Regions from separate parts of the Homo sapiens genome. Here all the other regions are linked to region 3. Evidence: chromatin contacts called from ENCODE Hi-C or POLR2A ChIA-PET data. All regions are on one chromosome and are shown on one strand. The core of a region is the stretch at or near the end of the contact, and the rest is flanking DNA. Distances in the headings are between cores, read along the strand shown. Region 1 has its middle 110 kb from the start of LINC01307. Region 2 has its middle 88 kb from the start of DPH5-DT. Region 3 holds the start of GPR88 (G protein-coupled receptor 88). Region 4 holds the start of AGL (amylo-alpha-1,6-glucosidase and 4-alpha-glucanotransferase).

Region 1 (7,649 bases), core at 960-3,459, 900 kb before region 3:
AAGGGACGAAACAGTGATCTTTAATAATTCTTTGATAACTTTAATTTTTTAATGACTCTTCCACACCTAAGATGATGAGCGTAGGACAATAGAAATAGCCTCACAACAATCTTTTTGGTTCATCAGTAACCAGCAGCCATAAGCCAGGGCTGCCATAAGGCTTCACTACAGAGAAAGGCAGCATACTTCTAGCTAATTTATTAAGTTGAGACTCCACATTAGACACAGTCTGGGGTTAATAGCTGTGATTTTTCTATCTCTAAAAAGCTAATTACAAAGACCTATCATTCCCATTTTTGTTGGTAACTAAAGCAGTTCAAGAGGTATGCCTATTGGGGAAGTAGGAGAAGTTAGAGAGGCTTAATTGGGATAGTTGCTAATTCCAAAGAAGAGGAAACATAATAACAAAAATGCTTTTTTTTTCATTACAAAGAAGTTCTCTTTGAACTACAAATATAAGCTCTAGACAAAATGCATTGGCCCAAATATTTAGATTCCTGCTGACAGTCAGAGTCAGTGGTGGACTGATGTCATGCCAACGGACATGCAGTGTGAGCCTTTAACTTAAGAGTGCTAGGGCTAATTAGACAGGAAAATTACACCATGCCACATCCAGTTCTGGAATGTGTATTTCCACTACAGAATAGATAACAACAATGTGTAGCAGTACATCTCACATCTTCAGACTTGATCTAAGACAAAGAACAAAATACTTCAGGAATAATTCCTGAAGAACAGAATGGGATTCAGCCTTTTTTGCCTCTTCACAAACCCTTAAAAACAAAAAAGGCAAGCAAATCTTTTTTATATCTTAATTTTCTTCCACTTTATTCACAAGTTATTTTTTCCCCTTCCTCCTATGGGGTGGGGGATGGTTAGTAAAACAATATGAATAAAAGTAAGCCTCCTCTGTTGAGTTTCTGGTATAGGTGCAGAACAGTGCCAGCCTCTGTTCCTGGTAGCTAGACACTGTGCCTAGTGTGGAAACTCCACACATGCACTCTCCAGTGTCTGGGAAAGATGCCTCCAGCTGACATAGACCAGTCCCTGCCTTGCCCAGAGTCTGAAGCCAGTTTTATCCTGAGTACCTCTCCTCACACCGTGGGAATTCTGATTTTATTTGGTTCTAAACCCCAGTTCGCTGCTAGCTGGAAAGACAAGAACTAGAATCCTGTGCCTCCTCTCCATCTTTAGGAACCTCTACACACTGCAGAGTTGCTAACACAGTTTTCCTAGAAGCAATCATCTAAACCAAACCTATGTCACCAAAAAAGCAGAGCAAAGGCTGGGTGCAGTGGCTCTCACCTGTAATCCCAGCAGTTTGGAAGCCAAAGGTGGGAGGATTTCTTGAGCCCAGGAGTTCAACACCAACCTGGACAACATAGCAAGACCCTGTCTCTAGAAAAAAATACAAAAATTAGCCAGGTGTGGTGGTGCATGCTTGGGCACCAGCTTCTTGGTGAGGCTGAGGTGGGAGGATTGCTTGAACCCAGGAGTTCGAGGCTGCAGTGAGCTATGATCATGCTACCGCACTGAACCTGGGCAGCAGAGCAAGCCCCTGTCTCAGAAAAAAAACAAATTCTTACAACCCCAATAATAAAAAGATAAATAACCCATTTTCTAAAAAAAAAAAAAAAGCAAAGCAAAGAGATAATCAGAAAATAAGTATCTAGAAGAAGGGAAGTATCCAAGAGCAGTGTTCATAGCATCTGATGAGAATTTCTTGTCATCTCCAGTCAAAATTTTAAAAATAACAGCTCCATCACAAAATTATTGTCTTTCCTTATCAGTACATTTGGAAAAACTAACAGACCTTGGTCCCAAGATGTTCATTCAACTGTGGAATTCAGTTCATCAGAATCTCTACAATTTATGTTTTCTAACTATCTCTTTCTAGAATCATCAAAAGTAATTTAGTGCTGATATATGAACCAAATGAAAGTTGTTCTGAGACAACTATTACTCAGGTCAAATTACTTTAATGTCAACTATGTTAATAATAATAGCTTTTCAAGAAATCCTTTATGGAACAAATGACCTTCAGTTTTTGCTCATTGTTCCACTGAAACAACTGAAACACAAGTGAAATATACAGAGAAAGCTCTACAGATCATAGCACCATCTGCATCTCATGCCCATCCTGTTTCACTTCCTTCTCAAAATTATGGTTCTGCTTGACTTTTCCTAGTGATAAAAGTTAAAATAAAACCTGAAAATAAAATATGTAAACCCACGATTATTTATAGTTGCCCAATTTCTTATGACACAGATTTGATCCAGTTCTGCATGACTAAGAAAATTAAGCATGAAACATCTCTTTCAACAGACTTCTCAAGCACTGAGATGCTTTGCGGCAATTCGACACGTGTGTTGGTAGGAAACAAGAAATACAAAGATAGATGGCATCATCTGAAAAGAAAAAAGTGAGGGCCTAGGTCTATGGAGGCAGTTTAATCACTTGCAAGCAGTTTATCATTCAACATAATAACACAGGCCCTAAAAAGCCTGCTCTGACACTCTCATTTGTCCTGTGATAGACTGCTCACTGCATGGGAATTTAATATCCCCAATGCAATCAAACTTTGTGGTGCACAGAATTTGTCCATCATCTATAAGCTAGAAGTCACAATACAACTCACTTCACTCACCAGGGCAGGATGCTGCAAGGGGCCACAGTCTGTCACTGACAGGTTGGTTCTCAACCCAGCTCCCACATAAGACTCATTTGTGAATGCCCAGACCCCACCTCAGAATGTATGAAGCCAGAGCATGGACATTTTTTTTCTCAAAGCAGGTGATTCTATCATAGAGCTTTGTTGAGAATCATAAGGATTCAACATTTGACCTTTCAGCATGATTGCTGGTGGTGTTTTGAAATTTGGTTCAAGGGCAGAGAATACACTACCTTCCAGAAAACTAAAGCAGCCTCATTTGTGAGGCTACATAATAGTTTTCCTTGTAGGTGGGCAGCCCTCAGGGAGTTCTCTGATGGGGTATAAATCTCGTTTTCCATAGAAACAAGCAGATCTCCTGGCTGTTCTGTTCCTGATTAGCCTGGCACAAAAATCTCATGTCCCAGGCAAAGTAGATGTTATTATCATTAGTTTATAAAGAAATGGAAAATCTGAAAGGTAAAATGGCTTGCCTAGTTTCATATTGCTGGCTGAAAATTGGCTGGCTCAAAGCAAAGATTACAATTTTCTATCTCTAAGTTTTTTCCTGATCTTAAAATGTATTGTCTACTGTGTTATCTTCCCATATGAATTAAATTTCAGGTTTAGGAAAATAGGATGTACTCTTTAAAAATAAAATAAAAAAATTTATTTTAGAGTTTATTTTGGAGCAACGATTTTCAAAGTGTAATCCCTGAACCAGCAATATGAGGATCACTTGGGAATTTATTAGAAATGCAAATTCTCATTCGGACCTAGAGAATCAGAAGGTCTGGGGATGGGGCCAGCTCACCAGGTGATTTACATGCCTCCTAAGGTTGGAAAACAACTGTTTCTAACAAAAGCTAAACTGTTAAACTGTAAGCATTTTCCCCAAAACGTTGTTGAAGTAGAACTTATAAAAACACTTTTTTTAAAGTAACTCCAAAGGTAAAGCCAGAGAAAAGTAGTTTTGGCTACTTGATTGCCAGATGTTGGGTCCTCTTGGCTACAAGATAATCATGAGACAATCCTGGGAAATCAGCCCTAAGTCATGTTTTTCTCTTCCTTGAGGAGAGAAGGCATTCAAGTAAAAGTTAAGACAGGCAGAAACAGTTTAAAGCAAATATGTTAAACAAAGAAAGATAATTCTCTGACAAGGAAGGTAACAGGGCTTAATTAGTCCCTTAAACTAGCAGGACATAGAGGAAAAGGCCCTGTGGAGAGAGGTAGACAGGTTTAACAAATCTATTTTCCTTTCCACTCAGGTACATGGCCAGACAAATTCTCCAGCCTCCCTGGCAATAAAGTGTAGCCACATGACTGTGTTCTAATTGATGGAATATGAGTAGAAGAGATGGATGCTACTTCTAGCCCAGCACCCGAAAAATATTTCATAATGCTCCCTTTCCACTCTCTGGCTGGCTGGAAGCAGAGAATTCAGCATAGGCCTCCACAGCTCCAAAAGACAGTGCAGCCACCAGATAGAGTTCATAAATCACCCCAGGGAGAGCCACCCACCAAACACTTGCACAGAAATGCTGCATGAATGAGACTTAAGTTCCACTGGGCTAAGCTGGTGACATTTGGGCATTATTATAGACAGTGTATACCATGTGGAATTTAAGTCTTTGGTAGAGTAATTAAAATAAATGCATATTTAGCCAAAGCAGCAACATTTTATTTCATTCTGAAACCTATAACTCAAAATGGCTACAGAGCAGAAGCGATGAAATCCCTAAGGATCAAAGTCAAAAAGTGCTCCATAAAGGTCAGCCTTGCACACCTGTGCCTTGTTTTTTCTGTAAGTCTTCCGCAATGATGTAGGATTCCACTCATATTCTTGACCAGCTTGTCTTTTCAGAAATTTACCATCATATCCACATACTGTAGAGGAAAGGTGATCTAGTCAGGGTTTTAAGTCTAACCCTAATAATTGACCACAAATAACATGATGGATATGTTTGTGGAAATCATCACTTTTCTCCCAACTCCCACATTTTATGATGACTTCTCCCATTTTCCCTTGATGGCCTATGTCTTCCTCTAAGATTTCATATCTTGTGTTGAACATTTATTCATTAATTCCAAAATTATTTGTTAAAATCCAACTATTAGTCCAACTTTGTTAGTTACTCTGGGTACAATAGTGAACATAAGTTACATGTTGGGAAAACAGATATATGATTGTTTTCCATCTCTCCACAGCTTTTGATATGGGTGAAACTTCCCTTGGTTTTCATCACACAACCATCTCCTGGTTTACTTCTAGTCTCTGCAGTTTCTTCTTTCTCTAATTTACACAATCATTCTTCGTTATTCAATAATTACATTGCATTAAATGATGAAACTTTCTCAAATTTCTGTCTTAACCTGTCTCTCTTTTCAATTTCTATATTCAGGCAATTATATCCATACCAATGGTTTCAATTTTCATCTATTTACACAAGAGTCACACTTGTTAATATTTCTCTGGCACAGACCTTTCCTGGGACTTCTAGATTCATATAACCACTTATACCAATTTTCTACTAAATGTCCCTGCTTTGCTATCTCAAAGGCACTTAGGCACAGCATAACGAAAAACTGAACTCATTGCATCCAGCCCCACACTACAGCTCCATACCTGGTTTTCTTCTGGTGTGACCATTATCAGTGAACAATATGAGCTTCCATTCTGGTAAGCAAGCCAGAAATCTAGGAGTCATCCCTGACTCCTCCCTCTTTCTCACTCCTCATATTGACTCTAAAACCATACCTTGTCAATTTGACTTCCAAAATATCTTCCAAATCTTTTCACTGCATTATATCTCCTCTGTTGTATCCTAATCCAAGCTGACCACATCTCTTGAATGAATTGTGGCAATAATTTTTCCATTTAAACCATGACTTGTCCATTCTCTACAATGCAGAGTGATCTTTTACAAAGTGCAAATCTGCTCATTTTATTACTGATTAAAACTCATCTAGGGGCTTCCAGTCAATCTCAAGCTAAAGATCCAAATGCTTGACATTGTCTATAGGTTCCCGCCTTTGTCTGGATCCCACCTGCCTACCCAGCCTCATCTGAAGACCATCCTTTCACTTTCCCTCTGCTACACCACCACACTGGCTTTTTTACTTGAATAAGCATGTTCCCTTCAGCAATGTGGCCTTGAGTCAACTTCCTTGGACTCAAACAATCTCCCTACCCATATCATTCCTCTTTTACCTCTTCTTTCAGAGTTTATCTCACCGTGTTGCCCCTTATCAGGAATCCTAGTGTGACCTTCATTTTGTGGTCAATTATCTCTTTCTTAAGTCTCTCATCTCCACATTTATCATAGTTGTAAATTTTCATTCATTTGTAAGACTCTTTGATTAACGTCTATTTCCGTCACTAAACTACGAGCATCCTATGAGAGCAGGAACCACGTCTGCTTTTATTCCACCTTTGTATCCTGAGTCTCTCACTCATTTAACAAATATTGTGAGGATACACTAATAACAAAACAGAGAAGTTTCCATCTGTTGTGGTACTTACAGTGTAGTGATAGACAATGACAAATGAAAAGGACATGAGATGGAAGCCAACAGCTGGCACAATGCCAGGCTCATTATTAATATTCAGTAAGTATTTACTGACTATTGTTACAGCCAGTTGGCAGATAAGCAGAGCTCACTGAGGAGCCACTAACCAAGGCTTCTTCTCTTCAGGCTATGAGAGATGGAGAGGGTGGGGAGAAACAGGTGACGTGAACGGTTTCTGTTGTAGTTGCTATTGACTGACAGATCTTCAGTGCTGCTTTCAAAGGAAGTAATGTGTGATGCATTGATTTTTGGAATTTCTATTGTAAGACAGGGATGACTGGTCTTATTGACAAGAGTGATTCAGTAACTTGCAGACAACAAGACCCTGGTCAGGCTGAAGGAAAACCTGCACCTGCTGTAACTATTACTGTTTTGCTCAAATTATAGCTGACTCTGAGACATTGCTTTGAACTAGGCACAGTAAAATTAAAACTGTTTTCTTGATTTAAGGTTGTCCTTTCAAAGTTAAGCTAAGTGTGTAAACAAATTCATAGTATCTTGAGGATACTTTGAACATAAAATATAATGTTCAAGTCTAGAATCATCTTATATCTTCTTCTTCCCAGCCCTTGGGTACTCTGCAAATTGAAGTTGTCCTCGGTTATTTTTCTCCTCCTCTAACTCTGGAGTAACAATAAAATTTTATGCATCAAATGATAGATAAGAAATGCTCTTCCCCAGGCAGAAAATGGGATCAAAGCAAAGTGTTACTCAAACCTTCAGCCTTTTTAAAAAGCAAATGCTTCTTCATAGGATGAACTAAAATATTTAAGGTTTGGAGAAAATAAGGTCTGGAAAATCCTTTAAAGTTGTTGTTCAATCGCATAAATAAATTATTCTACTGAATAAAAGTTTTAAAACCATTAGTTCTCAGGTTTTTACAAATGATTCTGTGTGTGTGTGTGTGTGTGTGTGTGTGTGTGTGTGTGTGTGTGTGTGGAAATTTTCTAAAGACTTTTTAAATAAAAGGGCCTGTGCATCTTTCATTTTGGAAGGTGACTCTTGATGACAGGACTTGAAGATGCTTCAGTTACTCCTGATCACTCTCATTAGTGAGTTAATAATCACCCTTAAGTTAACCGAATTGACTTACTCAATGACAGTTCCTTTGAGAAAGTTATTCTCCCTGAACCTCAACAACCTAGCCTTAAGGTGGTGATAATAATACTTCCCTTACATTTGGATAATGCTCAACAGCATCTGATATATCACTTACAGATAAAGAGTAACCAGAAAAGATAATTAATGTTACGATGCTGTCTTTACAAGAATAAGACTTTATAACTGAAGGAAGGCAGTAGGGAACGTGTTTAGATCAAATACACATCCCACAGTGTCCTGACATCTCCAGTCAGTTTATTCCTTGGGAGTGGGACTTAAGAAGTTTTTCCCCACACACTGGGACATGTTGGAGGTGTGGGGAGAGGG
Region 2 (7,256 bases), core at 3,833-6,332, 570 kb before region 3:
TGCTTTACATATTTTATCTGATTTAATCCTCACAACAATCCTTTAAAGATTTATAAATGAAGAAGCTGAAGTAAAGTGAATATAAGTACCTTGCCCAAAGCCACATTTGATTATCTGACTCTAAAATCCATGCTCCTTTTCCTACAACAGCCAAATTGCGTCTCAATAAAATGTAGAAATAAAATATTTTAATAAAATATGTATCTTATAAGAAAATTTAATTCTAACACTAAGAAATATAGTATATTCAGATAAATACTATTTAATTTTAACTGTAATATACATGGAAAACTAATCTCTATTATGCAGTTCTTCCGTGGCTGCCCATGTTTCTGCTTGCATTTCACCACAGCTCTTTCCAGTAATCTGCCCTCCAGCCCAATGTATCAAATAAAGATCTAAAAGCAACATAAAATCACTTTTACATCAGTAAAGGGCTCTCAACTGGGGAGAAAAATAAATTATCCTACCTTGCATGTGTATGCAAAGATTACATATTTGGACTCCTCATTCTTCCATAAGAGCAAATTCAAGTTTCATTACTTTATTGTCAAGCTTCTGAACATTTACATAAATGATAGGTTTGTTATCACTTATTACTGGATTCAGGAGATTATATGCAAAATGTGCAAAGACCTGATTAAAAAGTCTTTGATCTTTTAATCAAAAGGGTAAGCAGTATTAATTCATTTGGCAAGTATAATATATATACCAATTGTAGCACTACTTTGCATTTGAGATTACCACAGTAAAATAATTACTCTTCATTAATGAAGGCTCGTTGCTATGTAATTCCACTGTGGCTCTAGGCAATAAAATCCTTTCTAAAGAATTAAGTTATATTTGGTGAGAAGTTATTTTGTAAAATAATCATATTCTTTATAAATAAAATAAATTTTACCATCATGGTGTTTGATTGTATAAAGCTCATAGACAGAAATGTCATTGAGAACTATATAATATAAAAATAGAATAACCTTTACATGGAATAACACATGAGCTTCAAATTCAAAGCCCCCTATATCTCTGTTAGTACTCATTTTGTGATGTCAAAAAAAAACCCTCTCAAATCCTTTTCTTGTCCCAATTTATAATGAAGATAGATACATACATAAATAATTATAACAAAAGCAGGATGCACATTAATGTTGTCACAAAAGAAGTGACAGGCTTATTATTCCTAGAAGGATCCTGGAAGACTTCATGAAAAAGGTATTATCTTAATTAATCTTTGACAAATGGGCAAGAAATCAGGAAGTAGAGGAGGAAGGGAAAGCGGAGAAATAGGATATAAAAGGCATAGAGTCCTGACTGCCAGTCTAAATGGTGAGTTTTTTTCTGCAATAAATAGGAAGCTATAGGATTTTGAGCAAAAAAAAAAAAAAAAATGTGATCACATGAAGATTACTCTCTGAGGGAAGCTAGGCATAGAGGCACATGCCTGTAATCCCAGCTATTCAAAAGGCTGAGGCGGGAGGATCATGCAAGCCCAGGAGTTTAAGACCAGCTTGGGCAACATGTTAAGACCCTTGTCTAAGCGTGCTGTGAAGGAGTCCTAAGATTAGGGGAAAACCATGGGATGGAAAATCAGTGAAGTTACTTGAATGATTGTTTGTCTATCTGTCCCCTCAGTGAATCATCATGGGCTTCTCCAGGCCAGGTGACATGTTTCCCACAACTTTATATCCCCCAAATCACACATATTTCACAAATACCACTGGATGCATAAATAAAAGAGAATAAGCTCTTGTATTATGCTAACAGTGGTGGAGAGGAAAAGAAATAAAAGAGAAATACTACTATTGAGGAGGTAGCATTGTAAAGAGATGTTAGCTGGTTGGATATAGCTGCTGAGGAAGACAAAGGAATAAAAATGCTGTGCAATTTATCACAATAAAACCAAACACCGCATATTCTCACTCATAGGTGGGAATTGAACAATGAGATCACATGGACACAGGAAGGGGAATATCACACTCTGGGGACTGTGGTGGGGTGGGGGGAGGGGGGAGGGATAGCATTGGGAGATATACCTAATGCTAGATGACGAGTTAGTGGGTGCAGCGCACCAGCATGGCACATGTATACATATGTAACTAACCTGCACAATGTGCACATGTACCCTAGAACTTAAAGTATAATAAAAAAAAAAAAAGAAAAAAAAAATTTATGGAGCACTTACTTTGTGCCAGAAGTTTGGTAGGTGCTAAATATCAAAAGATGAATTAATATCTGACCCTATCAAACAGCTAGGGGTGTCACAGAGTGGATAGAACAAAACCAAGAGATAGGTGGCAAAACTGGATACACTCAGGGACATGGAATGTGAAACAGCTGATTTCCAGATTTTTGGCTTGAACTACTAGGCTGAGAGTGGTGCCACCAAATGAAGACCCAATTTGGGAAATGCAGAGCCTGAAGCGTCTGTGGCACACCCAAGGGAACATTTCTAATAGAGAAATTCATGCTCATGACTTAGGGAAAATTTTAATGCTCATTTTCAAGTTACATACATCAAAGGATAGTGATACTATTAACTAAATATATAATACAGTTTAGAGATATGCAACAGTTTAGAATGAAAATTATAACTTGGGGTTTTGTTTGTTGAGTGTGATTAGCTAGTGGAATAACCACGCAGAGATGTGCATAAAGAATTTAGAAGTATAGTACTATGCAGCCTTTTAAAGAATTAGGTGTCTTCATATGCGTTGATTAGGAAAGATATTCATGATTTTCTTTAAAGGAAAAAATAAGTTGTAAAACAATGTTTAGTATGACCCAACTTTTGTAACAAAATATACATGTATATACATATATGTAAATACAAATATATAAATGTATGTGTGTATACATATAGGAAGAAGGAAAGATAGCTAATTTTGTACTGGATAGTTTACTGTACTCTTTATATTGTTACAACAGACATTCATTACTTTTGTGTGTTTTTTTCTTGATAACAATGGTATTTATTTTTATTTTTATTTATTTTATTTTTTTAAATTATACTTTAAGTTCCAGGGCACATGTGCACAATGTGTTGGTTGGTTACATATGTATACATGTGCCATGTTGGTGTGCTACACCCATTAACTTGTCATTTACATTAGTTATTTCTCTTAATGCTATCCCTCCCCACCCCCCACCCCACAACAGGCCCTGGTGTGTGATGTTCCCTGCCCTGTGTCCAAGTGTTCTCATTGTTCAATTCCCACCTATGAGTGAGAACATGCGGTGTTTGGTTTTCTGTTCTTGCAATAGTTTGCTCAAAATGATGGTTTCCAGCTTCATCCATGTCCCTACAAAGGACATGAACTCATCCTTTTTAGGGCTGCATAGTATTCCATGGTGTATATGTGCCACATTTTCTTAATCCAGTCCATCACTGATGGACATTTGGGTTGGTTCCAAGTCTTTGCTATTGTGAATAGTGCCACAATAAACATACGTGTGCATGTGTCTTTATAGTAGCATGATTTATAATTCTTTGGGTATATACCCAGTAATGGTATCCCTAGGTCAAATGGTATTTCTAGTTCTAGATCCTTGAGGAATCGCTACACTGTCTTCCACAATGGTTGAACTAGTTTACACTCCCACCAACAGTGCAAAAGTGTTCCTATTTCTCTACATCCTCTCCAGCACCTGTTGTTTCCTGACTTTTTATGATTGCCATTCTAACTTGTGTGAGATGATATCTCATTGTGGTTGTGATTTGCATTTCTCTGATGACCAGTGATGATGAGCATTTGTTCATGTGTCTGGTGGCTGCATAAATGTCTTCTTTTGAGAAGTGTCTGTTCATATCCTTCGCCCACTTTTTGATGGGGTTATTTGATTTTTTTTTCTTGTAAATTTGTTTAAGTTCTTTGTAGATTCTGGATATTAGCCCTTTGTCAGATGGGTAGGTTGCAAAAATTTTCTCCCATTCTGTAGGTTGGCTGTTCACTCTGATGGTAGTTTCTTTTGCTGTGCAGAAGGTCTTTAGTTTAATTAGATCCCATTTGTCAATTTTGGCTTTTGTTGCCATTGCTTTTGGTGTTTTAGTCATGAAGTCCTTGCCCATGCCTATGTCCTGAATGGTATTGCCAAGGTTTTCTTCTAGGGTTTTTATGGTTTTAGGTCTGACATTGAAGTCTTTAATCCATCTCAAATTAATTTTTGTATAAGGTGTAAGGAAGGGATGCAATTTCAGCTTTCTACATATAGCTAACCAGTTTTCCCAGCACCGTTTATTAAATAGGGAATCCTTTCCCCATTTCTTGTTTTTGTCAGGTTTGTCAAAGATCAGATAGTTGTAGATGTGTGGTGTTATTTCTGAGGCCTCTGTTCTGTTCCATTGGTCTATAGCTCTGCTTTGGTACCAGTACCATGCTGTTTTGGTTACTCTAGCCTTTTAGTATAGTTTGAAGTCAGGTAGCATGAAGCCTCCAGCTTTGTTCTTTTTGCTTAGGATTGTCTTGGCAATGTGAGCTCTTTTTTGGTTCCATATGAACTTTAAAGTAGTTTTTTTCCAATTCTGTGAAGAAAGTCATTGGTAAATACATATATGTATGAATATATGATATACATATATGTAAATACAAATATATAAATGTATGTGTGTATACATATGGGAAGAAGGAAAGACAGCTAATTTGTTACTGGATAGTTCACTGTACTCTTTGTATTGTTACAACAGACATTCATTACTTTTGTGTTTTTAAGTTCATTTTAGCATTTAAAAAAAAAAGCTGTGGAAGAAAATAAGTGAGAGAGGAAAGAAAAGGTCCAAAGACATTCAGCACAAATCTAAGAGTTAGAGTGGAAAAGAGGACTGAAAGATATTTGCGAGTTAACAACAGTAAAGAGAAGAGTGCATAGATAGTTGGTGTTGAAGACTTTAAAAAAGACTGATAAAATGATTACCTGAAAGTGGCCAATGAGGTTGGGAGATGGGCAAGCTTTGATTAAGCAGTTTGTTGAGAGCAGGGCCAGATTGCATTTGCTGAAGCATGAAATTAAAATGAGGCCACAGAAGCAGCAGTGCAGTTAGTTACCAAGGAAAGAGTTTGAGGCAAAGGGAAACAGAGCACACTTGTAATCTAAGTCTGGAGAGCTAGTGTTCTGATAAAGATTAAAAATGCAGAAGGAAAAGGGTGTAACTGTGCTGCTTCATCAGATATATTTAAATTTATTTTAAAAAGGAATCAATACTGTATGCACATTTATATTTGATTTCAAAAACAAATGTGCTTTTGCCAACAGTTACATTTGATTACAAAGAATTACATTTGGGGGCTCTTACAACTAATTTTTAATTCCCAACTTTGCCATTTTCAGACAAAAACAGGAACCGGAAAGAAGTGGCTGGGCAGGCTGTCTGTGGTGTGACGCACGCTGCTGGCCCAGACAGCTGTAGTAGATGTTGTCTTGGTTCTCATGAAATGCAGTCTTCTAACGTTGGATCAAACACCCTTGATTGTTCAAAGTGACCGAAAGTGTTAGAATAAACCACAACAACTAAATCCGTTGGCAGTAGTGTAACTCCACCCAAAGGTGGGTTCTAACATACTACAAGTGAACACTATAGTTACATGTATTGTACACCTCTTTGGTACAGAAGTTAGACTATTTTTATGCAAGTTGTTTGCACACACACACACAAGAGAAAAATGTGTCATTTTAACATATATCTGATTATGCATTTAGGGATAATGCAAGACAATGTTTAGTTGTTAAACAGTTTCCTTCCTCATTATCCATCAGAAACATATCAACAGTGGCATGTGGTTAGAAAATGTTTGTTAACATTAAATTGTGATTGTTAACATTAGCCTAAAAAGGGCAAAACTATGGGATATCCTTCCTAGGAGAGATGGCAGAGCAGGAAGGCAGAAAATACATTGTAAACCTGCACGTGACTTTAGATTATCTGTGAAACTACATTTAGATTATTTGTCATTATACATAATGCTAGCAGAAGGCTGACTATATTTAACACAAAGTTACCCTATCAAAATACCTTCCCAAAATAGATCAACCTTACTTTGCCATGTTGAATTACAAGACTATAGAAATTACAAGCTGTTGCCATAGCCCTTTTGGTATTCATGGAACTATAAGAAAATGTATCCCCAAAATAAACTGTCTAAATTTCATAATGGGCATCTTCTATGGTAGTCTTACCTTTGGTTGGAGTTTAGAGTATGTAACAGTATAAAGAAATAAGGTTGGAAAAGATAGGATAGGGCGGGTTACGGAGAGCCTCGGATGAAGTATTTAATATTCTTGGTTTGTCAGGCACTCGGTGTTACCTTTATGACTGCATTTCCCTTTGCTTTGTTACTATTGGGCCAGTGTTCAATTGACATATTTATTTTATTATCCTGTAATTATCACTCATGGAACTATCTTTCCTTCCCAGATTATAAGCAATTGGAAGAGCAGGGGAAACTTCTTTATTCTGAAATATTTTATTCTAGAGCCTAGCATAGTGATTGGTGATCAGAAAGAGCTCAATAAAGGCCAAAAGAAATAAATGAAAGGAAGAAGGCATGCATGTGTGGACTCATGTGGTATGTGTATACTAGGCTATGAAAAGCGGCATTAAAACAAAGAGATGTTTTCAGATAAAATTGTCAGGGTGGTACTCTGGACTCTCTCCCGTGACTCTTTTATTTCTCTCGTGAAATTAGGCTGATATTTATCATGGCACTGCCTTATACATCTCTCCCTACCTTTAGGCCTGACCCCTCAAAGCAGTGTGGGACATAAGAACCAACACTGAAGCATAGTCTGGGGGGTCAAAGGCTGGCTCAGAATGTAGTCACTTGAGATAAAATGGCAAGAAGAAGACGGAATAAACTGTGTGTAAGGAGGAACACTGAGGCTCACAGGTGAATGGACCAAATCCACGGTGAGGTGTTTCCGAGGCAAGTTCTAGGCTAGAAATGGGAGCAGAAGGCAGAGTTTGTAGTCTAGGTATGCAATGAGGAAATAATAATTGGGGAAAACAAGGGAGAAGAGGTTTTAGAATCTGGGATTGATAAGGGCTACTTTCCTGAAGTTCCTCCATTTTGAGTGCAGCTTGGGTAAAAGGCAGGACACAGTCAGGGTACAAAGGCACTCCCTCAGCTTGACTTCTGGAGTTTTCTACAGTCTCATCTTTGTCTACATGCTCTATTCAATGATGCATGCTTCATTCATTTATTAAACAATCATGTTTCATTGCCTATGGTGAACCAGGCACTAAATGCATGTGTTAAGGGGAGAAA
Region 3 (7,408 bases), core at 9-2,508:
GGGTGATGAGCAGGTAGCGGTTCAGGGCCACGAGGCAGTGGGAGAGGAGGGACACCGTGAGTCCGAGGCCCAGCAGCCCACCCCGTAGCAGGCGGTAGCTGCCCCCAGCGCCGTCCCAGTCTGCGGGGGGCTCCGCAGAGCCGGTGGGCAGGAGCCCGAGCACCGCCTCCTGCGGCATCCAGAGGGCGCAGACGCTGAGGTCGGCGGCGCAGCCGTTCACGATGAAGGCGTTGCTGGTGGTCTGCAGCTTTCGGAAGGACGACACGAGATAGATGACCATGCCGTTGGCCAGCGTGCCCCCGATGGCCAGGCCCGAATACAGGAGTGACACCGGGATGCGCCGGCCCGCCCACGACTCCTCTTCCTCGCAGAGCAGCAGCAGCGAGCCACCGGTGGTGGAGGAGGTGGATGTGGAGGAGGAGTTGGTCATTCTGGCCAACTCTTCACACCTCCCTCGCTAGCGTCGGCTTCTGGCAGCGCGGTCCATCCTGACACTGTCCTGCCTGCCAGAAGGGCAAAGACATCCCTTCAGCCCTCTGCCACTGACACAAAAGGCTGAAGCAGAATAATGGGCTGGGGGAGGGGGAGAAAGGGAGCTCGAGGAGGAGGACGGGGGTGGCAGATGACAGGTGCCTGCCTCGGAAATGTCTCCAGAGCCAGGGGAAAGGCCACTTTGCATTGGATTCAGCAGGTATCGGGGAAGCCCTAGGACAGAGCAATACCTAAAACAGTCTCCTCTTCTCCCCCAACACACACACACACACACAGAGAGAGAGAGAGAGAGAGAGAGAGAGAGAGAGAGAGAGATATGTTGCCAGCTGGAGGACCTAGTTCCAGGAGAAAGCAGAGATATCCCAGCTGGGGAAAATCCCATGGGAAAGAGGTGAAGGTTACCTTGCGTTTAGGCTGGTCCTTAGCCGGTGTCTCAGGGGGAGGGATGCCGGGAAATACCTCCTCAGCAACAGCATCAGTGGTCCAGAAATCAACAGGAGAAACTCAGCTGGGATCAGTGCCAGGAGCAAGTGCCCGCTTCTCCCAAGCAGCATCCACACACATGGTCCTGGGCAGGAACTAGCAGCTGCAGGGAGACTTCTCAGCTGGTATCAGGGCTGGAGAAAGTAAAGTGGCGGGCTGCAAGCCCAGGCGGGTGGGCAGGCAGGCAGCAGCAGCAAGAATGCTTGGCTGCAAAAGCAGAAGCTGAGCTCAAGAGGAGAGCACCCTGTGCTCAGAAGCAGGAGTGGTGGCTGATGTGGTGAACCCACTCGAAGCTCTCTCCTGCTTAGTTATACATCATCCAGGGAAAAGACAGCCTTTCCACGCTTGGCATGAATTATTCAATAGCTTCCAACTTGTAAAAGGAAGAAAAATATCTTGCTCAGAAAGTCCTGTCGTTAACAAGTTTCTCTGTCTTTTCTCTCTCCCAATCACCTTATTTTTCATCCTGTTTCATTTTTCTTTCCGTCCTTTTTTTCCCTCCCTTCAATATTAGAATAAAATTTAATATACCCTAGAGTATTTCATCTCAGTCTGATGCATTTTGTGGGCAAGATTTTTCTGTGAGATAAATATATTCCCAGTACCCAGGACTGATCTCTTTATTCCCACATTTTTTAACGAGAATTACTTTATGCACTACTTGAAATTCATTTTTCTTTGGTAAAGTGGAACATAGACAATTATCCACAGAAAATCTCCATTCCTCAATTTAAATCGTACTTTCAGTGTTTTCTCATCAACAAACTCCTTTCCGGAGTTTGTTTTGTGTTTTAGTAATGAAATGGTTAGAGGGTAAAAATGAAATGGGCAAAAGATTTAAAGCAGATGTCAGTGGTACATCTAGACAATGGAATATTATTCAGTGCTAAAAAGAAATGAGCTGTCCAGCCATGAAAAGACATGAAGGAACCTTAAGTGTGTATCACTAAGTGACAGAAGCCAACTGGAAAGGACTACATACTGTATGCTACCAACTATGACATTCTTGAGAAGGCAAAACTATGGAGACAGTTAAAAAGACCAGTGGTTGCCCGAGTTAGGGGGAAAGGAGGAATGAATAGATGATCACGGAAGATTCTTAGGACAGTGGAACTACTCTGTATGATACCATAATAGTGGATCTGTGTACTTATAAATTTGCCCAAAGTGGCAGAATGTGAAACATCAGTGTAAGCCATGGACTTTGGGGAATGATGTGTCAACGTACATTCAATTGTAACAGACGAACCACTCTGGTGGGGGATTTTGATAATGGGAGAGGCTATGTATGCGAGGGGCAGGGAGTACATGGGAAATCTCTGTATCTTTCACTCAAATTTGCCATGAATCTAAAATTGCTCTAAAAAAATAAAGTCAATTTTAAAAAAATGTGTGTCAGGGGGAAAGCAAGAAACCTGAATAATCCACAGTGTGAACAAAGATGACTTTTCACTTCAGAACTTTTTGTCTTGTCTGTCTTGGAGATTTGCAGTCTGATGTTGGCATCTTCTTTGGTGCAAGTGTTCATTTATCCATTCCATGTGGGAATTTTTTCAGAAAAGGAGTTCTCTCAATTATTCACTGGAAAAGTCATGTATTTGAAAATGTAACTCAATATGGGAATATGGTAACATGGCATAATAGAAAAAAATGTTAGGTGGGGTTGCAGCACACCCAGATACTAAGCCGAGCATCCATCATGTAGCCTTGCGATGGATTATTTTCATCTTGTCAAATAAGTTCACAGTCAGTCACTTCAAAGGCCCTTTCTGTTAAAACTTTCTGTGAATCCCTATTCATGAATTTAGCATTTCTTCTCTCTAATTATGACACATGGCATATACCTCTTCTATCTAACATGCATTGCAGTTGTAGTTCTGGGTCATATGTCCCTAAGAGCAATGTTTCAGGAGAGAGGTCAAAACACAGCTTCTCTGCTTTTCTTTTTCTATTTCAAAATCAATATGGTTAGTTGATGACTTCAAGAACTCTGATGAGGATTAAGGATAAGCATGACTTGATAGATTTGGTCCAGCTAAGCTATATCTGAATGAAATTGGTTGGGGCAGGGGCAGGGGCCGGAGGGGGAAGTGAAAGAAAAGAACCAGTGACTTGCTATTCAGAGGGTTGAAGGTTTCGATATCAAGTTTACTGATGTAAATGAGATGAGTATTTGTCATCATCTTTTTGCCTATTGCCATTTGTCCTTATTGAGGTTTTGAGTGCATTAAGCACAGCAAGCCTGCATTTCTCCTTTCTAGTTATGACACATGGCGTATACCTCTTCTCTGTAACATGCATTGTAGTTCTGGCCCATATGTCCAGGAGTCTTTTCCACTCTGTCCCTAAGAGCAATGTTTCAGGAGAAAGGAGACTCTCCTAATCATTCATAGTTAAAACTTGCCATTGAAGTAAAGTTTTTTCTCTCACATTAACATAGTCCTAAAGGACTCTCTGATAGAATGTGGTGGGAGGGTATTCAAATTCTGGATCCCTGGTCCCAGCTGCCACTTTGTGTTGCCTTTGAGACGAGCAGCATTCCTGCTGAGGGACTCCAGTGCCTGGCAGTCACACACACTTCCTCCAAGACCATGCCTCCCTTAGCGCTGGCCTGACAGGGGCCAAATTTTTGTTTGTTTCTGGATTTGGTTTTCCTTTTGTTTTAAGTTAATGAACTTACATAATATAGGGTGGGAATTTTTTCTATCTTATTTCCAGCACCAGGTCAGTGCCTGGGACATAGTAGAAACTTAATCAATACTTACTGAATTAATAAGTGAATGGCAGTGTAAATGATTTCATTTATGTTTTCTCCACGGTGAAACAGTAATTCACTTTTATGAGCATCTCTTTCCTCCCACCTTCAGCAGGAACTTGCCCCATCAGTCATCTGCTTTCTGCTGTCTCTTGTCAGTCTCTCTGCTCTCCACTGCTTGCTCCCCTTCAGACTTACAAAAATGCTGATTTCACCACAACCTCATAAAACTCCCCTGGAACTTCACCTCCTTCTCATGGTGCCTACACACAGCTCACTTCCCCTTCCTGATGGAAGTGCTCATTTTCTCCTTCTACTTCTGATTTTACCATTGAATACCCACCCACACGGCCCTTAGCTCTCCCTGCTCCACAGAAACAGCTTTGGCCAAGGTTAACAGTAGCCTCTCAGTAGCAAATCGTGACTCCTAAATCCTTGCCCTCTACTTTGACTCTGTGAAGAACACCCTCCTCCTCAGTGCCATTTCCCTCCAGGTTTCCCTTTGCTTCTGTTCCTCTGTCTGCTCCCTTCCAGACTCAGTCTCTGGCTCCCCAGTGTCATGGCTCCTTTAAGATAGTGTTCCTGGCTTCTCTTCTTGGTTCTCTTCTCACCCTACTCTCTCTCCCTAATTGATCTCATCTGATTCCTGCCTTCCACTCTCGCCTATGGGTCACCCACAGATTCTTTCCCACCAAGCTTACTTCTTTCCAGAGTTGCAGACGTGTTGGAACTCTCCATTCGGCTGGCCTCTCTCCCTCCTCATCCCACTCATTCTCCTATGGTCACTGATTTGGTTAATAGTCCCCATTGTTACCCTAGTGTTTCTAATAATTCACTATCAAATATGGTGTTTGTTATAGTTTTCTGATATATTGTTTATAAGTTAGAGACATTTCTATCTATTTCTAGTATGACTTTTATATGAAGTGAATTTTTTTTTAGCTGTTGATGTAGTAGGTTACATTTGATATATTTTTAAAAGTTGAATCATCTTTGCATTCCTCTGATAAACCCTGTTTGGTTACAATATATTATCCTTTTAAAGATAGACTGTAGGATTCTATTTGGTAGTATTTTATTTAAGAGTTTTGCATCATAAGTAAAGCCCACTTGGTTTATTTTTCTTGTGCCATCTTGTCCTTTCTTAGTGTCAAGGTTAAGATAAAATTCCCCCCAGGAGTTATTTCACCACTGCTACATCCACATCCACATTCCAGCCCACAGAGATGGAGAAAGATGAAGGGAGGGCAGCCAGCTTCCTTTTTAAGATTTCAGGAGAATCATAAACATCATTATTTTCAATGCCGTCGAGTACATACCATATGTGCCAAGCCATGCTTTGAGTATTTTTTATCTGTTGTTACATTTATTCCTCATGCCAGGGTGACAAGGTACCCAGTCTCCCCCACCCCCCCCACCTAAATTTGCAGGGCAGAGCAGGTGTTCAAAAGGAAGTTTGCCTGCCAATGTCTAAATATTTTAAAATCATAAATCCAGCTATCAAACTATTAAATATGTTCTATTCTCCTAACTTAACAAATATACTTTCATGACAACTGGAGAGCCAGACTCAAATTTAGAATTCTGACCAGACACAATAGCTCACACCTATAATCCCAGCAATTTGCAAGGCAGAGGTGGGCAGATTGTTTGAGGCCAGAAGTTTGAGGCAAGCCTCAAACTGGGCAACATAGCCAGACCCTCGTCTCTACAAAAATTAAAACTTAGCCATTGTGGTGGTATGCACCTTTAGTCCCAGCTACTTGGGAGGATTGCTTGAACCCAGGTGTTCAAGGCTGCAGTGAGCTATGATTGCACTACTGCACTCCAGCCTGGGCTACGTAATGTGACCCTGTGTCTTAAAAAAAAAAATAGAATTCTCATCACACTCATGGGTTGTTCTGTGCTACCTGAATGTGACTTCTTTGGAGAGTGTGCCACTGGTCTGCAATTCACCCCCATCTCTCCCCACCCTCTGCTCTGTCATCACACGCCAGAGAGGCCTCATGTCTAATGTAGAACACTCTAGCCTGCCCAACTGAGTTCTACCCACACCACCGTCCCACAGCCACCCCTTGGCAACATCTCAGACCAAGGGTACTGGTAGGTATAGTCAGCCATCAGGACAAAGCCAGAAAGGTCCATGCAGACTTTGGAACCTGCTCATGGCTACTGGGCAGGGAATTCTAGGCCCTGCTACTGGATATAGTCTAGAAAGGGAATGAGCTCTAGGTGAACTTGTCCCTCAGGATCTATTCAATAGATGAGAAAACTGAGTCACAACAAGGTTAAATAACATGCCTAAGATCACACAGCTCAGAAGTAGCAGAACTGGGATTCAAATGCATGCTATTTGGCCCCATATACATCCACTATACAATACTGCCTCCCTTGGTAAAGTTCAATTTCCTGAACATGACTTAGCTGCTATAGATTACGCTGCTGTAACAAACTGATCCAAAACTACAGTGGTTCAAAAAAATAAATAACAGTTTATTTATCTGCCATGGGGGTAACTGAGCAGTCCGTGTAGAAAGCAGATCTACTCTACAAGATAATCTAGAAACCCAGGTGTCTCCTCTGTTGCCACTCCATCATCCCCTAGGGCACTAGTATTCAAAGTGTGGTCCCTGATCAGCAGCAGCGTCACTTGGGAATTTGTTAGAAATGGTCCCCACCCCCTGAATCGGAAATTCTGGAGATGGTATCCAGAGATCGGTGTTTTAACAAGCTCTCCAGGTGACTTTGATGCACACTGAGGTTTCCCCTGTCTACACGGCTGAAGTTATTTCACCACTACTACACCCACATTCCAGCCCACAGGAAAGGAGAAAGGCGAAGGGAGGGCAGCCAGCTTCCTTTTTACGAATGTGACCTGAAAATCTCAAACATCACTTCTGCACACATCTCCACAGCCAAAACTTTGGTCTCATGGCTGCTCCTTGCTGCAAAAGAAACTAGGAATGGATTGTCCAGCCAAAAGGCCACATGCCCCGCTAAAACTCCAGAGAGCAGGGAAAATGAGACTGGATACTGGGGCAGAGGGATGCAATTTGCAGGCTTATGACACAAAAGCCAAGTCCATTTTATCATTTGTTTTAAGCACAGTGCCTAGAGCCTACCAGCTTTGCAAGACCCCTTTAAAATGACTGCTATCTGGAAAAAAATTACTGGCTCTGAAATACAAAAGGAAAACTTTTAAAAAGGTAATATGTTATTAAATAGTCACCTGCAATTAAAGTCATCATTGTGTATAAATTACTTATGTGGAATTGGGGTGCATTTTAATATGTTTAATATATTGTATAATGGAGTCTCCAAAAGCATCCAGGTCTGCAGAAGCCTTGAAACAGCCCTGCATACGTTCCCACATGACCTCTCTGCCCCATCGCTCCCTCCTGTCACTCTGCTGCAGCCACTTGCCATCCCTGAGTGTGCCCCAGCCTCTCCTCTTTCCCATCCAAGCATCTTTGTTGACAGCATTGCTCGCCCCTTGGCTGCCTCTCTGCCCCTACACATGTGCTCCCACTTTTGCCCAGCTAGGTCCTACTCATCTTCCACGCCTGAGCTTAGACTTCACCTACAAAGGGAGTCTTTCTTGATCCCAGTGCTATGGTTTGAACATTTGTCCTCTCCAAAACTCATGTTGAAGCTTAATCCCCAATGCAGCAATATTGA
Region 4 (7,578 bases), core at 768-3,267, 690 kb after region 3:
AAAGGAAAAAAAAAAAAAAAAAAAAAGAAATGAATGCTCAGAATTAATGTAACTTGCCCCAAGTCAGCTTGTTAGCAGCAGAGCCAGGAGAATTCTGGCTCTAGATCTACCCGTCATCAAATGCTGAAAGCTTCCAAGAAGAAGAAAGCTCAAGGCTTTTCCTCCAAAAGTAGTCATTAGCACAGAGGCAACAGTTGAGGCCATGAGACTGTGTAACTAATTCTTTGAAGGAGAACAGAAAAAGAATTCCTAGCAGATACCCATAATTAATTAAAAAGTGAAAGGAAGAGAGCCTAGTAAGAGACACCAAGTTGACAAGAATATGCAACAGGGGAGGGGGAAAAAAAAATCAAAACCAGAAAAGTGCAGAGTCAGGAAAGCCAAAAATGGAGTAGGTACTCAGTGATTTTAAATGCCAAAGTTGGAAAAAGGCGCGGATTTGGCATGAAGATATCACATTGTATGTGTGAAATTTTTTTCAAAAATTTAATTCTTAAAACATTAGCGAAATTTAAAAATTCCTTTGAAATGTTTATGACTAGCAACATCCATTTGGTACATTAATAAGGGGGACTGGATTTTTCATATATTACACTTCTTCAATGTTGAAAAATTACAAAGGCTAAGAAAATAAAACATCTATTAACTAGCCTTGTAGAAAAGTAATTTGATCTTTTAAATACAGATCAACTATATATAGTTCAACATAACCAGATGAGTTATTGCACTTTTTATTTGCTAAGAAAATATTTTCAGCTTTTACCTACTCCACATTTGAGAAGTTTTTGATATACATAAACAATAGTTTACTATACTTTTTGCTGCAATCTATTTTGTCAATTCAAAGGTTCAACAAAGGAAAAGAGACAGTTATACAAAGGCAAAACTACATGCATACCCAAAGCAAAATTACATATGAAGTAATTTACCAAGTTTTAATAGTAAATGTTATTAGAAATAATATGGGCAATCTTCTGATCATATATTTAACTTCAATCTTAAGTGGGAATTAGTACGCAGAGAAAAGAGAACTATTTTATCCTTATCCTAACACGAGGGATATAAAATATTTTTAATTCAAATCAACATTAATTAGTGATATATGGAGAACACAGCACCATCTTTGCACAAATCAAGTTTTAGACCCTTGGAAATAATATTTATCTTAGAGCTTTAAAACATTTAACAGGACTGCCAATGAATTAAAAGTTTAAAAGACGCAAATGAGCAAATCAAAACAACTTGCTACTGACCTTGTTCAAGTCTGAAGAGGGTCTTTTCCAGTTTCTCCATTTCGTTCAGAAGTAAAATTCGAATCTGTTTACTGTGTCCCATTTTGGCTTCTAGAGGATTTGAAATCTTTCATAAGAATTAAAAGAACTCCACAGTCGAATGAGTTACCCCTATGAAACAAAAAGGAGTTAAAATATCGAAAATAACTATTGCCTTAAACTCTCCAGAGCTGACAGCGGCACTTACATGTTCGAAGTGTGTTTTATGCCTAGCAGAGCAATGAAAGAGAATGAATCTTATAACTATTAAGATTCGAGAAGGCAAATTAATAGTTGTTTCCTGCCTTTGAGCACAACGAATAAGACCGAAATAAAAATGCTGTATTACAGATTCTTACAATTAAAAAATTAAAAACCTAGACCATTCTCAGAGAAAAGCAATACACTTAGGAAAGCCTGAAGTCAGGGGGACATTCCCAGCCCCAAGCCACAGGGCTCTGGAGACTCCGAATGGCACTTCTGCTTACAAGAGATTAGTCTGCTCAAAGATAACAGGTGGGCAATCTCCCCATTCCCAAATTCGGGTCGCCAGCCACCAATGGGGAGATGAGAACAGAGGGAAGCAGTTGTTGCCTCTGGAATAGCTGCCGTAGACAGAAGATGTACAGAGCGAGCTATAGATAGAAAGAATGCGTTTCCCCGCGAGGCCAGCGGCATTCCTAGCACTTACGCCGAGGGAGTTATACGTGCGGCTTCTGGGGCACTGCAGGACCCGCGACTCTGGTGCTACGGTCGGGGGGAGGGGACGGGGAGAAACAGAAGGGGAAGGGCTGGCTGCCCAGCCTCGCACAGAAGCCGCAGCCCAAGGAGGGCCGGGCGCCGTGAAGGGCAAAGGGAGGGGCGGCGAGCGACCGGGGCAGCGCCGAGGCAGCTGGGTGAGAAGCAGGCAGAGTCTCAGCGACTTCGCCTCGCGCGGGTTCCTGGGCGCACCCGGTACCCAACCTGGCCGTGCGCGCACTCGCCCCAGGTGGGAGCGGACCGTACCTCTGGCCCACTTCCGGGAGGCTCGACCCGCCCGCCCCGACCGCTAGTCTCGCGAGAGCGTGGGCACCGCACCGTCTCAGTCGGCTCCGGGCCGGGGGACCTGGAGCCTGCTGCGGCTGAGGCCGGGAGCGGCGCTTTCTCCTTGCCCTGGGGAAGGTGCACCGGCCAAGGCGCGGCCTTCCTTTAACAGCCTGCGAGCTCACAGTTGCACATTAAAATCCCGCGGTACCGGCTGCGAGCTAGGTTGAGCTGCACAGTAGGATCTTTTGCTGGGAAGGGCTGAATGGTGAGGGGCAAACGACCTGGCTTCTGGTGTCTTTTGTGCCACCACGTGTTTTGTTTCTTTGTTTTGATAATTTTTACTTGGCCTAAGTTCTCAGAGTCCTGATTTCTAAGTGTCTAAAATAAGGGGCCTGGCTACAGCCTTGACATTCCAGCCAACACGTGTCCATCACTTCTAGTGCTAACAGACAGGACACATGTTCCTGAATGCAGACCCAGTAGGTAAGGTGTGGCCAGTCTGCAAACCATCGAGAGTGCAAACACCACTGATACTTAACGGTGTCCGGGTGTACCTCATGTACACTAGATAGACCCGGAGATCGTCTGAGATTAAGCTGCACTTATGTTAGGCCAGTAACTCAGAACTTTTTGCAGATGCTTAAGGAGATTTAATGCCTGAGGGTAAAGGAAAACCCATCTTCCAGGGCTTTTGGAGGGCTCCTAATGGTTATGAGAAAATGGACAGAAGATTTGGTTAACTAAGACTTGTGGCGTGTGGAGAAGATTCTTGCATTCTTTATTGTGGAATGACTGTAGGTCCAAAGAGGATATAAGTTAAAAAAAAAAACCCCATACTGAAGTATTTGTTTATTTCTGTAGATTTCTGAGAATGGCTAGTTGCAAATGGTCCGTAACTGACTTTGGGAACCCACAGCTCATTTTCTGGCCCCTACTATTTGCCAGGCACATAAGGTGCTGGGAATGCAGCAATAAAACAGTCACTGCCCTCAAGGAACTCCTACATTTTATTGGTGGGAGACAGATAAATTAAATAAATTATACAGGATATAATATATCCTATATAATAAGAAGGATATGTTATATCCTATATATAATAGGAAGGGGGAAGTGTGGAAGAGTAAGCAGAGAGAGGTTTGCATTTCTAAATATAACGTTCAGTAAAGTGATGCCAAACTGCGAGAAAGAAGAAGTCTAAGGTAGAGGGTTACATGTAGAGGTATAGGAAGTACAAAGGCCATGAGGCAGGAGCATACTTGGTGAACCGAAGAAGATCACCATAGCTGAGTGAAGAAGAGAGTGGTAAGAGATTAGGACAGACAGATGGGGCAGGAGAAGGGATCAGGAGCACAGACGGGTGACCAGATCTTTTAAGGCTTTGTAGGCCATTGCAAGGACTTGGGCTTTTAAACTTTGGAAAAAAAGCCATGGAGATTTTGAACAGAGGAGTGACATAATCTGATTGACCTTTTAAAAGGATCGCTCCGCAACTTTATGGGAAATAGTTGAATAAACTGTAGAGTGTAGCAAGGAAGGAAGCAAGGAGACCAGTTAGAAAGCTATTTTAGTTATTCAAGCAAGAGAAAGTGACTTGTGTGTGTTTTCTCTGTGTCGGGGGGTTGGGGGTGATGGGGGGGAGGTGGTATAGCAGGTGGTGTAGTTGCTGAATTCTGGACTATTTTGAAGATAGAACCTACAGGATTGGTGGAGAAAGGAGTCAAGGATGACTCCAAGGTTTTTGGCCTGAATGAGCAGAAAGCACTGTCCAATAGAAATATTAAGTGCCACATAGGTCATTTAAAATTTTCAAGTAGCCACATTAAAAAAACTTTTTTAAATACAAAAATTAGCCAGGCATGGTGGCACATGCCTGTAGTCCCAACTACTGTGGAGGCTGAGGCAGGAGAATCGCTTCAACCTGGGAGGTGGAAGTTGCAGTGAACCCAGATCATGTCACTGCACTTCAGCCTGGGTGACAGAGCGAGACTGTCTCAAAAAAAAAAAAAAAAAAAAAAGAAAAGAAAAGAAAGTTTTGAAAAAGGTAATATTAATTTTAGCAATATAATTTACTTAATATATCCAAGGCATCATTTCAACATATAACCAATAGAAAAAGTTACTTTATTTTATTTTACTTTTTGAGACAGGGTCTCATTGTCACCCAGGCTGAAGTGCAGTGGTGCAATCATGGCTCACTGCAGCCTCAACCTCCTCCCTCAGCCTTCCTCATCCATTCCCAGTAGCTGGGACTACCAAATGCATTACATTTGGTAAAAGTATTATTTCACAAAACTTCTATTTCTGTTACTTATGTTTTGGTGTACTGAGTCATGTATTCTTACTGGAAGGATTATGGTTAAAAACAAGATTGAAAGTGATTGTTCTAGATTGCATGCTGTGTAAAATGATAATTCATGATTATGAAGTGGTGCCTGGTGTTGAATCCCAGCTCTGCCACTAACTAGCTGTGAAGCTTTGCATGGTACTCAACCTCTTTGGGCCTTGGTTTTTGCAACTATAAAATGGGGATGAAAGTAGTATCTATTGTTAAGTAAATGAGGGCTTAGAACTGTGCCTGATAGAGACTAAGTACTAGCGTACATACAAATGTTAGCAGAGTGAGGCCCTGACCATGTTGTGAAAACAGATCACATTTATGTTTGTCTTCAAGTTCTCCCTTTCCATGCCCCCTCCCACTTTCAGTCTCTCCTATGACTATCTCATTACACTGCCCTCCTGTTGATCACTGTTCTCCAGGGCTCCAAAATTAGCCTTTCTTGCTGTCCTTCCTCCAGTAAAACTCTCACTTTAATGCCCAGTGTTGCAATTAGATATAAGGAGTAAAAGATATTGATGACATCAATTCCTTTAGTAGTGATTTATTCTCATACAAATGCTTGAATTTTACAAGATTTGTAAATCCAAATCATCTTAATCTTGGAAATTTCATATTTTGAATGAAAATGAAGACTGCTAAGTAATGGAACCATGATTAATATGATGTGCCTCTAAGATTAATTTTACAAGCTACATAGTGTCCTTTTTAAAAAAGAAAAGTCACATTATTGTGCTATTTGTGAAGTTCTTGGAATGCCAATGAGTTTGCAGTCTAGGGCTACAGTGGTGCCATGTGCAGCCTTCATTTTAATGCACATTTGTCATGTGCCTGTCCTGTGCATGACAGTGATCTATATATACACAATAATCTCATGCTGTAGTTGTCAGGAGAAGGCTCACCTTGGGGAACATCTGATGGATAACCTCAACTATTTGGCAGTGACTCTAGTGCTTTCTAAAACATTGAAGTTAATGCATTTGGGGAGTGGGAGGAGGACTGTAGTTGGAAAAGACTTTCTCCAGGGTTGTGTGTATGTATGTATGCTTTCTGAAAGGAAAAGAGTTATTTGGGTTATTATTTATAATTAGGTCCTAATCCTGTGACCTTGTGGATCTGAAATGGACGGGGCTGCCTTATATTTGGTTTTTATATTCTTTGGCATTTTCTGTGCACTTTATTTCAGAGTGCACCATTATTATCATGTCATAATTTTACTTTGTAAAATTTGGATTTGTGTTTTCAGAATCCCTTCTAAATTGAACAACTTATTCTGTACTTTTGAAATATCCAGATACAGCCAGTGAGAAGCAAAAGGGAAGCAGGGAAAAGAAATAGAGTTGAAGTTGGAGAAGTGGAAGACTTGAATGTAATGATACAGAGGTATGGAAAATCAGAGAGAGATTTTCTTAAAGTGAGATAGAAAACAGACTTTAGAGGCAAACAAACCTTGGATTCGTTTTAATCACTCTGAATCACGATTGATCACCCATAAAATGGAGAGAACAAGACCTCACTTGCAAATTTGGCATGAAGATTAGAAGAAAAAAAGAAAGCATTTGAAGCATCTATTCTAGCACTTAGCACATGATAGACTTTTAATAATAGTTTTTTTAAAAAAGAAGGGGTCACATCTAGTTGTCCTTGCTGGGTTCAAGATGGTAGTCAGACAAATTAGATGAAGAGGAGGTTCCCAGTGCATGGCAGAGGCCAAAGTTTCCAGAAAGTTTCTTACTTTGTGAAGAGGGGATATAAGAGTGAATTCAGTGAGCAAAATCAGAGCGTAATTGTTTCAGCCCAAATTAGAAAACAAAAAAAAGGCAGAACCTAAGAATGAAATGAGGATTAGTCAGTATACAATAAATATTTATTAGAAAATGTATTGAGATGTACATAAATAGTGGTAAATATAGTTGTATTTCTATTCAAAACAAAACTTGAGCTCTTAGAGTTTGCATAGGAAAAGTCCTTTAAAAATTCCTAATAATTGATATAATAAATTAGTCAAAAACAATGTATGGAATGCTTTGAATGCATGACAGGAGGACACGCGAGAGGCTTTTTTTGGTGGTGATCTTTCCTTTTTTCTTAGAGTAGATCTTTTAAAATGTTGTTTGGCCCCAATTTAAAAACGAAATCATTTACTCTTGCAAATAAATTTAGCTGCTTGTTGTTGGAAGCAAGCCTCCCAACATCTGGCCATAAACTGGCCCCAAAACTGGCCATAAATAAAATCTTTGCAGCAATGTAACATGTCCATAATGGCCATAACGCCCAAGCTGGAAGGTTGCAGGTTTACGGGAATGAGGGCAGGGAACACCTGGCCCGCCCAGGGCGGAAAACCGCTTAAGGGCATTCTTAAGCCATAAACAAAAGCCTGAGCGATCTGTGTCTTAAGGGCGTCTTCCTGCTGCAGTTAACTAGCCCAACCTATTCAATTAATTCGGCCCATCCCTTCGTTTCCCTTAAGGGATACTTTAGTTAATTTAATATCTATAGAAACAATGCTAATGACTGATTTGCTGTTAATAAATATGTGGGTAAATCTCTGTTCGGGGCTCTCAGGTCGGAAGGCTGTGAGACCTCTGATTTCCCACTCCACACGTCTATATTTCTGTGTGTGTGTCTTTAATTCCTCTAGTACCGCTGGGTTAAGTTCTCTCCTACCGAGGTGGTCTCGGCAGCTTGTTAAAATTGTGAGCTCCAGAGTTTCCATAAATGAGCGCTTTGGGTTGGCAGTATAGCTGAAGAGAAAGGACCAGGAAAGGGGGACTTCAAGCTGATTTGCTGTATTTGTTAGCATCACCTCAGCTGCAGATGGCAGGAACACACACACACACGACAAAAGTGGCTTAAATAAGAGCCACTCTCACATATTTTCTCTCACATAAAAGTGTAGAGGATGCTGGGCCCGGTGGCTCACGCCTGTAATCCCAGCACTTTGGA

What was found. A loop is a pair of places that touch in the nucleus more often than their neighbours do. ChIA-PET counts read pairs that join two places held with the same protein, here RNA polymerase II (POLR2A). Pooled maps may share reads with other maps.
Region 1: a loop to region 3 is called in a pooled map, with 4 times the contacts of the local background. The contact joins the enhancer-like site here to the promoter of GPR88 in region 3. A Hi-C loop is called at or near these places in 5 of 37 single-sample maps with no recorded cell type and 4 of 50 pooled maps. POLR2A ChIA-PET finds 5 or more read pairs at or near these places in 1 of 52 experiments (OCI-LY7).
Region 2: a pooled map shows a loop between it and region 3 (3-fold over the local background). The contact joins the enhancer-like site here to the promoter of GPR88 in region 3. A Hi-C loop is called at or near these places in 4 of 37 single-sample maps with no recorded cell type and 4 of 50 pooled maps.
Region 4: a loop to region 3 is called in a pooled map, with 4 times the contacts of the local background. The contact joins the promoter of AGL here to the promoter of GPR88 in region 3. A Hi-C loop is called at or near these places in 5 of 50 pooled maps.

Annotation. Positions count from the first base shown.
Region 1 is chr1:101,430,896-101,438,544 of GRCh38, reverse strand. No RefSeq gene overlaps it. Among named protein-coding and RNA genes, the nearest start is that of LINC01307, 110 kb to the right of the region's middle. RefSeq lists an enhancer at 1,990-2,159. Within about 2 kb of position 2,209, at least 3 of the 41 ENCODE cell types and tissues checked have a DNase peak (open chromatin) inside an H3K27ac peak, as active enhancers do; they include OCI-LY7, where a contact is called at or near this core.
Region 2 is chr1:101,110,382-101,117,637 of GRCh38, reverse strand. No RefSeq gene overlaps it. Among named protein-coding and RNA genes, the nearest start is that of DPH5-DT, 88 kb to the right of the region's middle. Within about 2 kb of position 5,082, at least 14 of the 41 ENCODE cell types and tissues checked have a DNase peak (open chromatin) inside an H3K27ac peak, as active enhancers do.
Region 3 is chr1:100,531,989-100,539,396 of GRCh38, reverse strand. It overlaps GPR88 (G protein-coupled receptor 88), which reads right to left and starts at 1,258. Exons shown (of 2, transcript NM_022049.3): 1 at 895-1,258; 2 at 1-503. The coding sequence starts at 430. RefSeq lists enhancers at 137-536, 1-834.
Region 4 is chr1:99,844,800-99,852,377 of GRCh38, reverse strand. AGL (amylo-alpha-1,6-glucosidase and 4-alpha-glucanotransferase) reads right to left here and starts at 2,017. Exons shown (of 34, transcript NM_000642.3): 1 at 1,963-2,017; 2 at 1,254-1,403. The coding sequence starts at 1,335. RefSeq lists enhancers at 923-1,896, 2,547-2,696, 1,897-2,871 and a silencer at 2,047-2,366.